Linked DNA regions of Mus musculus: region 1 is linked to region 2. Evidence: chromatin loops called from intact Hi-C (ENCODE). Cell type or tissue: left cerebral cortex. All regions are shown on one strand. Each heading gives the region's core, and the rest is flanking DNA. Links, peaks and the distances in the headings are about the cores only.

Evidence for each region. A loop is a pair of places that touch in the nucleus more often than their neighbours do. Peaks named below come from ENCODE experiments on the same cell type or tissue, not always from the same donor. Only the 100,000 strongest peaks of a DNase experiment are listed, where the experiment ranks them.
Region 1: it touches region 2 in a loop (2.6-fold over the local background); 22 of 42 quality-filtered maps call a loop at or near these places.

Annotation. Positions count from the first base shown.
Region 1 is chr14:59,326,610-59,334,945 of GRCm38, forward strand. Phf11b (PHD finger protein 11B) reads right to left here. Exons shown (of 9, transcript NM_001164327.1): 3 at 4,581-4,688; 4 at 1,411-1,544. Among named protein-coding and RNA genes, the nearest start is that of Phf11b, 11 kb to the right of the region's middle. In left cerebral cortex, for the core only: a CTCF peak has its summit at 4,060; a DNase peak (open chromatin) is centred at 4,074.
Region 2 is chr14:59,552,282-59,560,617 of GRCm38, forward strand. It overlaps a transcript of Cdadc1 not described here. Among named protein-coding and RNA genes, the nearest start is that of Cdadc1, 42 kb to the right of the region's middle. In left cerebral cortex, for the core only: CTCF peaks have their summits at 1,874 and 4,085 (motif pointing left); DNase peaks (open chromatin) are centred at 1,912, 4,078, 4,898, 5,432 and 1 more place; H3K4me3 peaks cover 286 bases.

The sequences.
Region 1 (8,336 bases), core at 36-8,035, 230 kb before region 2:
TATGAGACCTAGGGTCCTCCAGTTACCCAGCGCTCTTCCCAGCAGCACCCAGCTCAGTCATGTCCTCTGGACCTGGGACCTCTGCCCACCTTACATTCAGTCTCAAATTGCATTCCCAGAGGGACTTGGATTTGTGCCTTCACCTCTCCTGTACATTGATTTTATACTTATACTACCATGCTTGCCTATGAGTTTTTGTAATGCATAAAGAAGTAGAGAGACTATTAGGATAGACTCCCTCACCCGTGTCCTCCCCATGCCCAGTGTCAGTAATTTTCAAATCAGGATGAAGCCGGGCGTGGTGGCACAGGCCTTTAATCCCAGCACTTGGGAGGCAAAGGCAGGCAGATTTCTGAGTTCAAGGCCAGCCTGGTCTACAGAGTGAGTTCCAGGACAGCCAGTGCTATACAGAAAAACCCTGTCTCAAAAAAACAAAACAAAACAAGAAAATCAAATCAGGATGAAGACCCTTCCTGCTTCAGTCCCTCCCATGAGCCAGTGTTCCTTGTGGCCTCTCTGCCCCCGTCCTTCCCCCAACCTGATTACCTTGTCGGCTTCACTCTCTCTGAGTATCCCTTAGCACCTTGTGATGTATCTCAGTTATTCTATGAACCTCAGTGTTTACATTAAACTTGTACCAGCAGAGAAGCCTACTTGTTCCTTGTTGAAACAATTTTTTTAAATAGATTAAGTATTTTCATTATGGTTAATGAGCATAATCTTAAAACCTATCTCTATAATTTCAAGGCCAGCCTGGTTTACTTGGTGAGATACTGTCTCAAAGAATAAAAACTTGTTACAGCAGAGATTTCATGTGTTTAAAAATGACTGATATAATAAATTGAGCTCTTTGTGAGCATAAACAATAAAAGTGAAACTCTGAGAATACAAGCCACTGTTGATTTTTCATTAATTCAAATATAAAAATCACCGTTCAAAACTGAATGAATTTTTACTAACAGCGACAAGCTGGGGGCCAGCAAGATGACTCTGCAGGTTGAGGTGCTTGCTGTCAACACCAACAACCTTAGTTCGATGTCGAGGTCCAAAACTGGAAGCAGAGAGCTCAGAACAATGACCTATGGATGTGCGATTGAAGGAAGGTGTCTTCCCAATGCAGACAAGAACAGAACTGGATTGGCCCCTGTCTCTTGTAGGACATGCAAGCTTCCATTAGGAATGGGGCTCTCCCAGGAACAAGAGAGGACAGAGAAGATTTAGAAAGTCAAACCCTTGAGTAGTTCTTTTCCTGTCATGTGGAGAAGTGTGAAGCCGAGAAGTTCCTGCTCGTATCCCATAACCCTTTCTCACATGAAACTCATTTGCATGAATTGAGAAGTATGTCACAGGCTAGCCACCCCCTAAGCACCCCCAACGCTCCACCATGGAGTTTTAAAGCTATTTGATTACTTGTAAGTGCCATGATCTTCATCAACTTGTAGAATTGCGTGGTCTTCCATGGCACAGGATAAGTGGTAATTCTTGGTGCAGGACTGTAAATCACATCCCATGGTGGCTCCTTTGTTTTTACAAAATGAGCATTTCTAGAGAAGAATAGTTCACAGTGAGTTAGTACTGTTTCTTTGCTGAAAAGTAAGGATGCCATTAAATATGGTTTAAGCCAGCAGCCATGTGTTTTTGTCCTGGCTGTCTCTGGCATATCCTCCATACCCACACTAAATAAGCGTTAGATTTGGTAACCCATGAGGAAGTTTCAGCAAAACTGATGACAATTAGAATCAAAGGCCTGGCATAGACATATGTGTTATGATCTACATATATGCAAAAACATTAGAGGATTTCAAAAACTAGTCTTCCCCTTTTAATAGAGACTTTTGTTTTTAAATAGCATAGCTGTCAGGCTTCTTTATCACTAGACACACACTGGATTTGGGGGTCCTTGAACCTCAGGCCAGAGCAGCTCCTTTTTGTGCCACTAAGGGGTGTGTGACCTCAGCTGGCACTTGCTATGACGTCCTCCTATACGTTCCTCCCTTGAATGGTGGTGCTTGTGCCACAGCGTAGCAGTTGAGGATTCTGTACAATAAAGTGCACCAGTTTCAGATTTGTAGACACTAAACAATAAAACTATAACTGAATACAATATTTTTCTTACTCCCTTGGTTTTATGTCTCTATCGAGTTCTATCTGAAGGTGGTACAGAGCTGGTTAGGCATTGTGTGGCTACAGGAAGCCCATCAAGAAGTACTAGAGTCTTTTGCTATAATGAGGGGCAAACCAGCCATGCCCAAGTCTGATTGACCCCATCCTTTGGCTAAATGAGGTCCAAGTACAATGAGGCCACTCTATAGAGCAAGAGACAGCGCTCCTGGGATCCCATGATAATACATAAGGAAACATAAGGAAAAGTCAAAAGGAGCTAAAAACCAAGATTAAGATATAGATAGCGTTCTACAGCACATACATGAGCAGTTATTTAATTGTAGAAGAGCAATGTAGCAGCATGAACAGTGAAAACGATGGGCTGAACCCTCATGCTACAGTTGCTGACAGCTCTGCAATGAGGTTTACTCATCCAAGAGGAGAGATCTTCAAAGCAGAAAATTATGCTAGAAGATCAGGCTATAGACATCCCTGTTGGGCATTTACAAAATTACTTAAGAATATGGGAGGGCCCAGCCTCTTGAGAGTGGAGCCATCCCTGGACTGGTGGCCCTGGGATCTATAAGAAAACTGAGTGAGTAGCTCTCACCTCATGTGCCTTTTGCATCCCTTTCTGTTACCCCACACTTCCAATGCATCTGTTTCCCAATAGGAAAGTCTATGGAAACTCTTAAGGATAATAGCTGCTTTCTCAATATTCTATGTATTCAACTGTCCTCATTCTGGACCAGGCTGTTTCCACATAGGCAAACTCTGTAACAGTGTCTCTTCAGTTGTGGGTCACAACCATTGGAATATGTATTTCTGATGGACTTAAAAGCTTAGGATCAGCTCAGGGGCAAAATTACAGTTATAAATGACCAAAGAAAATAAATATAAGGATGGTGGTTCTTAACACAATCTGAAATGTGTGTTTTCTTTTCATCATGCTCCACACTATGAGAACCACTATTCTAGAGTCCAATGGTGCCCTTCCTTAACTATCTGTGAACAGCCTCAAATAAAATTGTCACAGAACGATAGAAAGGTTTGAGTTGACATTGTCTAGCTACTTTCTAATTAGGAGAATTTACATGCAGCATGCTGGTACAAGTACTTTGAAAAAAGAACATACCAGTGTGTCTCCAGTGATTGACACCTTACTGTGAGTGTGGCCAGTCACGGGACCTCAGACTTGTCATCCTGTTTACTCATCTGCAAATGGCCTTTTTATAAATGGAGCCAGGAGACACAGCCATCCTCAGAGGTACAGCTTAGGAACTAGGAATCAGCTCAGATTCTCAATTACAGTTATACAGGTCCAAAGATAAGAAATTTATGGTTGGTGGTTCCTAAGACCACTTGAAATATGTATTTTCTGTTGAAAAGTTCCCACAGGTGGAGAGAGAACCACCACTCTAAAATCCAAGGGTAGCTTTCCTTAACTCTGTTCTTGAACTGCCTTAAAACCAATTAGCACAGAGTAATAAAAATTATGTTTCAGTTGATGACCTGCTGCTTTCTAATTAGAAAGACGTAAGCCTGCTGGAACACATACTGATATTTTGCAACCTAACATAGCAGAGTGCCACCAGTCATTGATACCTTTTGTGGTTCTGGTCAGACCTGATACACTCAGACTTGCCATCCCATTACTCATCTGCAAATGGCCGTTTATAAATGTAGCCAGGAGACACAGTCAACCTCAGAGATACAGCCTTACCCGTCCTTCTTTCCTGCAGAGTCCCCTTATGCCCTCAGCCCCAAGGCAGATGCTAACAGTGATAATCACCCAGAACTGGTGCAGAAAGACATGCAGCCACCCTTGGCATTCAGAAGGCATCTTACTGCAGATGAAGGATAAAGCCTTTTGCTCTGACTGTGGCCTGCAGCTTTGAGGCACCAAGAGGACCAGCTAGCTGCTCTGAGGCAGGAGAGCAGAAGCAAAGCCTAGATGGTGCTGTTGAGCTGCGGAAATGGGTGTTTGCTCTGCTGCAATGACAGTAAGGACTTGTCCACCCTGTCTGACCAGAGTTTTCACCCAGACAGAAGCATCTCAAGCTTGCTCTGCTGCTGTGTGTGACAATTGGCTGTAAGCAGGCAGCGTCAGCTGAGGGAGCGTCTCACAGTCCACCTTCCAGCTCTCCACATGTTTCTCAAACCCTGCCACACCATAGACTCTATTTTGAGATGAAAGATTCAGGTTTTTATTTTTATTTCTGTGTATGTGTGTCTGACAGACCAAGCATGTTAGTGCATGTGTCTGTGAAAGCCAGCAGGGTGTCAGATGCCCTGGAGCTAAAGTTAACAGGGAGTTGTGAGTTGCCATTTGGTGACTAGGGACCAAACTCAAGTCTTCTAGAGGGACAGTGAGCAATCTTCACTTCTGAATCCTCTCTCCAGGCCCACGAGAGACTATCCTTTGACTGTAGCCCCCAAGACTCATAATATATGAGCAATAAAACATGTCAACTTACCAATCTTCTTCCTCTCCCGATCTCTTTCTTTACAGATTTGACATCAAAGTTTCTAATTGTATTAGGTAGATCAGGAGCCTCACTCTCCACCAGTCCTGATGAATACAGCTGCAGGATGGAAAAATCGCAGAGTCAGTGTGAAGTAGCCCTGACCGACACAAGTCAGAGATGCTTCCGAAAAGGGCTGCAGAGGAGTGCAGAGTGGACAATGGCTCAGAGCACTGGCCACTGTGCAGGAGATGAACAGACACGAGTCTTGGGCTCCTGTGAGAAACCTCGGTCTGCAGACACAGTTGTACTGGGTAACTGATCTCTATTGACTCTGGACCCAGGCAGACAGTGGCTCGTGCAGCATTGTTCTCTGCCTAGGAATGCAGAGCAGGCTCTGGCAATGGCTGAAGCCATGAGGTCAGAGAAGCCAAAGCAAGGGACAGAGGCCATTCCTGATGGCTTTCCAGGTCTCCTTCTTAGACTTCAAGGACTGTGCCTACCTCTACAACTATATGGCAGACCTTCACTCTTGACTTGTTGAGATAGGGTCTCACTGTAGCCTAGCTGGGCTGGAACTCACAGAGTCCACCTGTCTCTGCCCCTGAGTGCTAGGACTAAAGTCATACACTAATGCATCTGGCTTTATGATTTTTTTTATAGATAGGATCAAGCTATACATCCCATGTTACCTGGTCCTTAGCTTCTTCCTTAGCTTCTAAGCAGTGGAATTGCAGTTATGAGTGACCAAGCTAGCCGAGAACACCACTGTATGTTTTAGCAGCCACAAATCTCTTTCCTCCTCAGCATTTTGGTTGATATTGGGATAGCTCTTTGGTTCAGCATGTGGACTGTCCCTCCAGTTTCCTACAAGATCTACGTTCTGCTCCTAGCTCTAGGCTACCACCTCTCAGCTGTCTTAACTCCAGCTCCAGAGGGTTACACACATGTGTACACACACATTGAAATCTTTCTAAAATTTTACTAAATATGCATGTGTGTGCCTGTGTGTGTACTCTCTGTGATGTGTGTGTATCCTGGTGTATTCATGAGTGTATGTATCTATGTGTGTGTTCTGTGTCTGCATGTAGTGGACAGAGGTTTAATTTGGCTGTCATTTTCTACAGCTCTTTGACTTTTTTCTAAGACTTCTTTTTTTATGGAAATGAGTGTTTTGTCTGCATGTATGTATGTGTATCAATTGTGTGTAGGTTTCCGCACAGGTTAGAAGAAGGTATTGATTTCCTGGAAGTGGAGTTACAAATGCTGGTGAACGAACCCTGTTTCCTGGGAACTGAGTTTGGGTCTTCTCTGCAGCAGCAGCCTCACCACAAAGCCATCTCTCCAGCTGCTCTCTACTTTACATTTTGAGAGAGTTGCTCCCTAACTTGGAGAGCTCACAATTTCAGCTCACCTAGTTGGCCAGCAGGCTTCTAGAATCCTCCTGGCTGCACTCCAGCCAGGGCCTGGATGCATGGGACTGCAGGCAGTAAGTTCACCTGTGTCCTGGGGATGGAAGTCAGGACTTCAAGCTCATGTCCCCAGCACTTCACTAAATGAGCCACCAGCTGTCTAGCTCCAGATAAATTTCTGGAGTCACTTAATCCTCACCGATCCACCTGTTCATGTCACAGGAAACTCAAAAATCGAAGAGCATGAGGAACATGAGAAAAAGTTGTGACACTTTCACAGGCAAAGATTTTTTATATAAGAATTAGAAATCATGGGGCTAGAGAGATGGCTCAGAGGTTAAGAGCACTAACTGCTCTTCCATAGGTCCTGAGTTCAAATCCCAGCAACCACTTGGTGGCTCACAACCATCTATAATGAGATCTGATGCCCTCTTCTGGTGTGTCTGAAGACAGCAACTGTGTACTCAAGTAAATTAAAAGTAAATCATCACTAGAAAGAGAGGCCCAATGGACACGCAAACTTTATATGCCCCAGTACAGGGGAATGCCAGGGCCACAAAATGGGAATGGGTGGGTAGAGATAAGTGGGTGGGGGGGTGTGAGGGTATGGGGACTTTTGGGATAGCATTCTAAATGTAATTGAGGAAAATACATAATAATAAAAAATATTTTTAAGAAAGTTAATAAATCTTTAAAAAAAGAGAGAGAGAAAATTAGAAATCATAATGCAGACGTGAATCCTTGCATGTGGAAGTCAGACAATGACCCTGTGAAATAGTTCTATCTTTCCCCGTGGTTTGGTGTTAGGGTCTCGCTGTGTTTCTGCTGGCCTTATTCAGTTGCAAGCTTAGCAAATAGATATGTTGTACTTTGTGAAAATTTTGCTGTCTGAAAGATGCTAAGAGAAAAATGTGGGTGAATAAGGTGGCACTCAAGAAAAATCACTTGCTGCCAAACCTGACAAACTGACATTCACGTCATGGAGGAGAGAGGTGAATCCTGCAAAGTGTCCTCTGAACTCTAACTGCATCCTGTGGCACATGCAGAAAGAAAAAAGTAGATATCGATTTTTAAAAGGCCAGCCAGGGAACAGGAAAAACCATACTATATACATCGGATCAGAAGCTTGTGTGTAGAATACAGGAAATCCTTACAACTCAATAAGACAATTCAGTTTAAAATGGACAAGTGGGGGAGGGGGGAAGAAGACTCTCACTGAGTAAAAGCCTTGGCTGAGCAAGTCTGACAAACTGAGTTCAGTTCCAGGAACCCCTATAAAAGGGCAGAGGCTATGGCTCAAACCACACATCTGCAATCCAGGGGTTCTACAGAGGCAGAGGAGACCATCATTCAGAAGACTGTGTCAATAGCAAGAGTTAAACAACCCAGTAACAAGGAGGGAGATGACCGTTTGTCCACTCTAGGTCTTATAGCACAAGCCTGAGCCCATATCTTTGAGGCTCTTCCCCCACTTTCTCCTCTATAATTTTCAGTATCTCTGGTTTTATGTGGAGTTCCTTGATCCACAAAGAATTCTCAACTGAGGAATACCAAATAGCTGAGAAGCACCTAAAAAAAAGAAAATGTTCAACATCCTTAATCATCAGGGCAATTCAAATCAAAACAACCTTGAGATTCCACCTCATACCAGTCAGAATGGCTAAGATCAAAAACTCAGGTGACAGCAGATTCTGGTGAGTATGTGGAGAAAGAGGAATACTTCTCCATTGCTGGTGGGATTGCAAGCAGGTACAACCACTCTGGAAATCACTTTGGTGGTTCCTCAGAAAATTGAACATAGGACTACCAGATGATCCAGCAATATCACTCCAGGGCATATACCCAGAAGATGTTCGAACATGTCATAAGAACACATGTGCCACTATGTTCATAGCAGCTTATTTATTTCCAGCCAGAAGCTGGAAGGAAGCCAGATGTTCCTCAACAGATTTATAGGTACAGAAAATGTGGAGCATTTACACAATGGAATACTACTCAGCTATTAAAAACAATGAATTCATGAAATTCTTAGAAAAATGGATGAATCTGGAGGATATCCTAAGTGACACAACCTGCTATGGGCTGGATTCAGTTGGACTCTCAAACCAGGGGAGAAATCAGGGTCCTGGTACTCAGGTGGGCAAGGCATCAGCAAGTGACAAACAGACACAAACACAAGGGAGTATTGAATCTGAATGTAATTTCTCAAAGCCAGCATCAGACTTATGTTACAGAAGAAAACAAGGAAGTTAGGTGACACATCAGCCAAGGTACATGGAGGTTATACAATCTATAATGACACAAAACAGAGAAGTACATACATAAAGGCCTAGCAGGAACCAGGCAGTCATTCCAA
Region 2 (8,336 bases), core at 35-8,034:
TAAACTCTGACTCATCTTAAAGCAATGTTTGCAGCCAGCTCAGGAGCACCGAATCAATAGTGATCAAGCGGAACTGAGTAGGACAGGACCCTTTCAAGTTGCAAGGGATGAAAATACAAGAAAACAATTTATAAAGACACGCATGTGTACATACATATACAGATGTGCACATACACATATACATACCTGGGAACTCTTCAGATCCAGTTTCCCACTCCGGCTGACTCCAGATACTCAAGCCTCCCATAATGGCTCTTTCCACATCCCTAAATATATGATTACACTCCTAGGCAAGATGCGTCATATGGTAAGAAGTGTGTTATTGACCTCCCATAACCATTACATGATGGCACGTGATTGAAAAGAAGTGGACAAAACTCCTCCCAGTGACTAGTTCCTTCCTCCCCTGCTGACGCTCTGACAGCCTCGCCTATGATCATGCTTACCCCTGAAAACATGGTCACATACAGAAAGAATGTTGGGGCAGGGAGCAAGGGGTGCTGTGGAGTTGAGGCAAGCTGGCTCCTGTCTTTTCCAAATGATGGGATGTAATGGTCCCAGCAACTTAAAGAGAAAAGGGTTGGTATTTTTTTGGTTTGGTTTGGTTTGGTTTGGTTTTTTGGTTTTGGTGTGTGTGTGGTGGGGGTGGGAGGGTTGATTTTGCCAGTAAAGGGAGAAGTCACAGTTAAAGGGTGCAATGGTCATGGTGGAGAAGACACATGGTATCCAGAGGCAGGAAGCCTTGAGATAGCACAACTGCCACTCAACTTACTTCCGCCAGGATCCACAGCCCAGGTAGCTGAATGCAAATCAAACCCATCAAAGGGCAATTGATTGATCAATAGGCAAATAAACAAGAGGGTAAAATGTATGATTTGTGTCTGAGGCCAGCATTGACTACATAGTGAATCCCAGGGTAACCTCAAACCCCCCCCCCCACACACACACACACAGAGAGAGAGAGAGAGAGAGAGAGAGAGAGAGAGAGAGAGAGAGAGAGAGAGAAAAGATACTGAAGACACTACTTGATACTAACTAGAATGGCTAGAACCAAACGGTTAGGTAACAAGCATTAGTGAAGATGCAGAGAAGTTGGAGCCCAGGCTGTGGGTGAGGGTGTGAAGCCACAGTAACCAGCACACTGGTCACATGGCTCAGCACTTTCACTCCCAGATGTACACTTGAGAGAAATGAAGACATCCCACACAGGAACTCACACGAGGAAATGTTTATCGAGGCATCCTGATGAAGTCTCCAAAGAGGGCAATCTATTGGTAAGTGGACAAAATTTACTGTAGCCACACAAACTTTCCAGCTGCAGACATAAATGATGCACCGACCCATTCCACACGGTGTGAGTCTGCGCTAAGTGAAAGAAGCCAGGCACAAAAGGCCACTGTTCGCCCATCTGCTGCTGCTGAAACAGAACAGATGAGCTCCAGCCATGCAAGAGGAGCAGAAAAGCATCAGCTCCTGGTTCTAGAGGCTGGGGTGTCCATCACTGAGCCAGCAGCATCTGATACGGACCTCACTGCACCAACACAGGGTAACAGAGGCCAAACAACAGCATCACGGCCACGCACAAAGGCAGAGCCCATGACCTAAGCTTTCGACTTTTTTTTTTAAATTGGAAATAGATTTTTATCATATATTATAATTATGATTTCATTCTCTAGCTCCTCCCAGCTCCTCCCCACCTTCCCATACTCCAAAATCCACATCTTCCCCCCCCCCATTCGAAAACAAACAGCTATCTAAGAAAAAAAAAGGAACAAAGAAAGAAAATAAGATAAAATAAAAACCAACCTGACTAGGACAAAACAAACAATGCACTCCTTCTGTAGTTGAATCTCAACTAGTTGGAAGAACCATTCACATCATGGCTACACACTAGATGGTGCTGTTCACATACAAAGTCCAACACAGAGAAGTCTAGAGACAGAAAGCTCCAGGCTTGAGGGAGGAATGTGAGACGGCTATGTGGAGAGACAGCTAAAGGCGGAGAGTTCTCATTGAGGTGACGGGAATTTTTGAACTAATTATGGCAGTGCTTGCACATATCCGCAAATTAACACACTAAAATTGTTGAAGTATTCATTTAAATGGGCAAACCAGCTAGTGTGTGAAATCGTAATAAAACTGTTCAAATTGTTGCCACAGACTCACTGTGCTTTGTCTGCAGAGGGACTGACACCGGGGTTGCACAGACTACACAAGCTCTACCACTGAGCTGCATCGCTGCCTTGTGACCCCTGTTATCTCTTGGGTGCTTTCTGTGTTATCTGATGCTATTCGTCGTGAATCTTCATGCTACATATTATTCCATGCACTGTACCAGACAACCCCAGCAGAGTCTGGTGTACCTCTAAGTCAACAGAGTATACAGAAGTGTTGGTGCCCACCCATGATCCTCTCCTTGTGAGCACACCTGGAATGTGAATGGTTGCTCATCTTTCTGAGGTTTGCTATTCTCTGATGCCGTCCCAGCAGCACTAGGGAAAGTTCTCTGTTCCTGCATTGTTTCCTTGCTTCTCCACCCTCTAAGTGAGTCTGATTCTCTTCTTGGCTCCTCTTTAGAAGGCCTTCCTGGGCGAGACACATTCTAGACACATCATGTTTTAGAGGTCTCTCCTCCTGACTCTCGGGCAACAGGCACATTTTAATCCTTGACCATAATCCCAAACTCTTGATTTTAAACCAATGGGCCATGCCTCCAGGTGACAGACTGTGTTAGTAACTTTCCCTCGCTGTCACTAAATGACTGAGGAAAACAACAGGAAGGAGGAAACGGTTACTGTGGCCTGCTCTGTCTGGCCCTGTGCGTTTAGGTATGTCACAGTGAGGCAGAAATGTGATGAAAGGAAATGGCTTCCCTCACAGTCACCAGGAAGCAGAGAGAGATTGTGTGGGGTCGGGGTAGGGTAAAGACGCACAATAAATCTTTCCCGGGCGCGCCTCCCTCAGTGACCTACTTCCTTCCACAGGCACTTCCTCCTACAGTTTGCACCAGCCTGTCATGACCCCATCCATGGATGAACCCATTGATGAGATATCAGCACCCCATGATCCAGTCATTTCCAGGAGAAAGTCCTACCTGCCACTGCAAGCCTGCCACCTGAGTTTTTAAGAGACACTTCCTGTCCAAACCTCAGAACCTCCCGACTTCTGATACCCACACTGCCACTCTGGCCCCAGGACACACAGACAGATGTCCTGTTTCAAAGCCCTGTTTGCCTTGGTTGCATTAGGCATCAGTGTCTCATTCGCGTTTTAATTCGTTCAGTGCAGCCCAAGTTAAAACCCTTCCCTTCTGCACCTCGCCCAGCCCAAGCCCTGCTTCTGTCCCTGGACACTTGTTTAAGTGAGTCAGCATGGAGTGTTCTCTCTTTTCGGCTGGAGGAGCCCCACAGCTCACCCTTGCTGCCCTCCCACCTCCTGAGGTCCTCTTTCCAGGCCTTCGGGGCTCTGAGATTGCCAGATGCAGCAGGTCACCTTCTGCAGTGGTTCGGGTCCTATGTGCATCAGACACACACAAATCTACCCAGCTACAGCCTTTCTTTTTTGACAGTCTTATGTATCCCAAGCTGGTCTCAGATGCTCTGTGTAGCTTAATGCAACTATAAACTTCTGACCCTCGCTTCTTGACACCTGTCGGCAGTGCTGAGGATTGAACCTAAAGCCTCATGCATGTTAGGGAAGTACTCTTATTAACTGAGCCACATCCCAACCCAGAGGCAGCCTCCTGTCACAGCGCTGTCTTCTTTTACCTCCTACAGGCCTCACCTTCCTCCATCCTACATCTCAGTAACAGCACACCTCATGCTCCACCCTCACGTGTCTTGATCGGCTGACTTTAGAATCGGTCGATCCTGGTGACTTCATCCCCACGGCTCCTGAGGACTCGAGACCTCGGAGCTCACGATGCAGCTGCCTGTCAGTGGGTTACAGGCTCTCACGGGTCTGGGGTTTGGACAGAACTGTGCCTTGCCTTTCTTTTCCTCAATTCAGAATCCTGGTGTAACCCTGCACAAATCAGTTTCTCTTCCAAAAGGCCCCTCCTTCAACTTCTGGGACATGCTGCCCCCTGCTGGCTGAAATAAACAATGCTATCTTTATTGGAGTACTGGGGGACTCTTAGTTAACAGATCTGTGTGGCTAGGCTGAAACTAAATCACTGATCAAGTGACTGCCTGTCAGGAGTCTACCGGGCCTACTCATTAGGAGCAAAATTGACAAGGTGCTTATCACGCTGCAAGATTGGGTTAAATATATCCACGGGTCAGAACCACAGTCCCATTTTAAGTCCTCAAACAAAATTCCTAAGCAGGGGTTGTAGCTTAGTACTTGCTGGCCTGCCAGAGGCCCTGAGTTCCTCCACAGCACTATAAAAACTAAAGATAGAAATAGAGTTGAAAACCCTAAACTTGCAAGTTTCTAATTCTTTGGGGCTACTCTAACAAGGGCTTCTGGGTGGCCTGATGCTTGTCAGGCGACGTCACCTTACACTTGGACTCTTGCAGGTATCTTCGCATCTAGACCGGGGTCACTCCCGTACACTGTCTCTTTCTAGCCAGTGGCCAGACCCTTCTGAAGGAACTGCCCAGTGGCCATTTACTCTGTGGGAGCTGGGAACTGGCCCTCTGGGTGTCAGAGAAGACTTGGGCTCCCAAGAGAGACATAAAGCAAGAGACTGAGTGGGTGTGAGAGGGAGCTGGGGAGTGGGGGTGGGGTAGAGTCAGCACTGGACCACAGCTGTGGGAACAAGAACTTGGCGGCAGCAGTCTCCAGACGTGAGTGAGAGGATTAGATGTCCAGGGGTAAAGGCTGTGGAGACCCAGGAGGGCTTGGCCATTAGGAGTAGGAAACGTTTCCCAAGCTATTGCTTTGTGAGTGAAGGTGCAGGTGCTGAGGAAGCCAGCCCATGTGTCCAAGGAAGGAAAGGATTGCGATACGGTGACCTTCACTTTGTTGAAAGTTGAGGAAGTGTCACAAAACAAGTTCCCCAAAGCACAGCAACTTCATACCCAGGACAACTTTCTAGGCCAGTAGGTGAAATGCATATATTTGAATGCTTGGTCATCAGGGAGTGGCCCTATCTGAGAAGGGCTAGGAGGTGTGCCCTTGTTGGAGAAACTGGAGGTCTGCTTTGAGGTTTCAAAAGTCCATGTTAGGTCCTGCCTCTGTCTCTGTCTCTATGCCTTTGTCTCTTTGTCTGTCTCCTCTCTCTCTCTCTCTCTCTCTCTCTCTCTCTCTCTCTCTCTCTCTCTCTCTCTCTCTCTCTCCTCTCTCTCTCTCTCTGCCTGTGGATCCGGATGTAACTATCGGCTACTTCTCTAGCACCATGGCCTGTTGCCATCTGAAACTGTAAGCCAGCCCCAACGAAGTGTTTTCCTTTATAAGAGCTGCCCTGGTAATGGTGTCTCTTCACAGTAATGTAACAGTGACTAAAGCAAGTGTGAAAACAGGAAAGCTAAAATTTGGGGCCATCAATGTTTCTCACATAGGAAACAGTTCTACATGAGAAGAAAGGTGACACCAGAGAGAGGTTGGACAAAAGTCATGACTTCCGGGAAGATCAGGAATTTAGAGCAGTAGGTTTAGGTGTTATCCTGTCAATTATTATCAAACAATGATTAAACCAGTTATTCTGAGGCTCCATCTCCTTGTCTAAGTTGGAACTTACCCTGACTTTGGTGAAATTAAAGCCCTGGTGTGGCAAATCCTTTACAGTCACTGCAGACCTCAGCATCACAGGGAGCCTCCAAAATGAGTGGGAGGCTGTCGTGGGATGCTAGCACACAATGGCTAACTTCAAATGCTGATGGGTAATCATGTGGTGGAGAATGAGACAAAGAGGTCTGTGTCCCTGCTGAAGGACCAATGACACAGAGGAGGGAATGGCTGGGGTGAGGCTATTTCACAAAAATAACAGTTTGGTAAAGACATCTGTTTTAAGAGAGGTGTGAATTCTTCCTTATCATGGCCTCAGAGCCCAGTCTGAGTGACCGGCCACACCTAGAGAAGACCCAGAAAGATGGCTGCACAGATGGGTTGGGGGGATCTGTTGAGGTTTGGTCTGTTGCTATGTATTGCAGTACCAAATTCTATATCCCAAAGTCTGGTCACTCCAAGACAGTGAATTCTCACATATGCAGCTTTTGTTGTGCAAACCTTGCTCCTTAACTTAAAACTAAAATAAGATGCCACCAGCCTACCTGGGCAGATGAAAGGTAAGCAGGATTTCAGTTCCTGGACTCTGGGTCTGAGGAGATACCACTAAGGGAAAGAAGGAAGAAGGTGCCATGGGGTAGGTAGATTGTGAGCACATGGCCTTGAGGGCTGGCCTATTAGAGAAAGAGAAGCCCAAGAACATGACAATTAATGTCTTGGGGTTATCGACAGGAAAGTAGACAAAATAGCATCGAGGGCTGATATCTGCCCAGCTCTAGTGCTTTAAGGCTTATTATATAAATATAAAGGTTTCACATCTTCTATTTGGGAAATAAATCATCTAAAGTGGGGTAGAAACCCCCACATAATATTTTCCACAATAGGGATCCATTCACTGCCTTTTGAACAAGGGCCATCCACCAAGCACACCACTCAGTATAAGGGTGCTGCTGTTCTTGAAGTTTCCGGTTGATGCAAGGACATCTAGGTGGGTGTGGCTACACTCCAGGAAATGCCCAGGATGAGCCCCAGTAGTGGAAATGATTACACCCAAAACACCTCTAGTCCCCTGCAGATAACTAACCCACAACTAGCTGATGTCAGTGGTCCACTTGAATGCAATGTGCCAGTGCCATCAAAACTTTACTCTGCTAACTAATAAAACATGCCTGACTTTAGAAAATCCTTGGCTCAGTTGGTAAAGATCAGAACCCATGTAAAGATACCAGGCATAAGGGTGCATGCCGATAGTCTCAGCACTGGCATGGCAGACACAGAGGGATCCCTAAGGCTAGCCAGCCTAGCCTAATTTATGAGCTTCAGCCAATTAGAGACCCTGTCTCAAGGGAGGTGGTTGTGAGACACTATTCCTAGGGAGATATGCATAACATTTCCTCACTCCAGAACTGACAACAAAAGACAGACACCGCCAACTTGGTGAATCAACACATTTATTAGGTTGCTTACAGGAATATGGGGGAAGCATTGCTTATAGGAGCAGAAGTGACTCAAAGACATCTGCCTCACTCACCAATGCCCACCCCAGCATGGGTGATGGCTAATGAAAGCTGGAAGCCTGGAGTACACTGTACAACCTCGGGTAGCTCGACAGGGTGGAGAAAATGCCTTGTAGGTAGCTCTAAGTCTCTTCCAAGCATCTGAACCAGTCGACACCTCTCTGGGCAGCTCAGCTGATCACTGCTTCTTTTAGTGTTCTTGCTACTCCACACCAAACCTGATTCACAAAAACCCCTCTCAACATCATATGATGGAAATCATTATCCTCAAATGTTAAGGAATTCTAGAAGAGCTCTAGAGCCGTGGTTACACAGCATGAGATGATCTTTGGATCTAACTTTTTTTTTTTTTGAGTTAAATACTTAAAAGTTTTTTTTATGTCAGTGGCTTTCAAAGTCAGCTCTGAAAGCACTAAATTATATATAATTAAGATTCCACATGGTAACACGTGCTGATATTCACAGTCGGTCTTGCATTTGCTGCAGCTGTATCCTGGGATGGGCGTGGGATCAGCCCCAGAACTTCAGGCAGTCCCCATGACACAGCCTCAAATACCAGCAGTGGCAAGCACTAAAACACTACGGTCCAGGTTGGTTTCCTTGTGTTATAAAAGCAAAGAGAAATCAGCATTGAGGCTGGAGGACCCCAACAAAGGGCTCCATTCAGAGGGCAGTTTGCATGACAGAGCTCTGCACAGACGTGTTGGAGGGAACTCATACTGGCCTCCTTCGAAAATCAAGACTGCTTTCAGTTCAGTCTGCAATAAGCAAATCACACTTTCCCAACTCCATTTAGTTCATCAAGATTTCTGGGTTTTTTTTTTTTCTCTCTCTCTCTTTTTCAATTAGACTCCATTACTTATCAAGCTGGGCACTCACCATAGGGGCCCAGCACTTGGGTGCTTGAATTTCAGTAAATGTCATGATACCTGCAGCAGATAGAGTTCCAGGAGTGATGGGGCAGAAGAGAGCCACCATGCAGTGTCCCCTTTATGGTCTTCCTGACTCAAGCCAGGACTACACCTGCTTCAACAGTAGCCAGGCGCTCAACAAGGGATCTGCTGGGCCATGGAAAAACCAGAAAACTGCAAACCCCTGGTCCATTCCACCTCCCCTGTCACCAGCCCTGAGTCACCCAGACCCCAGGTT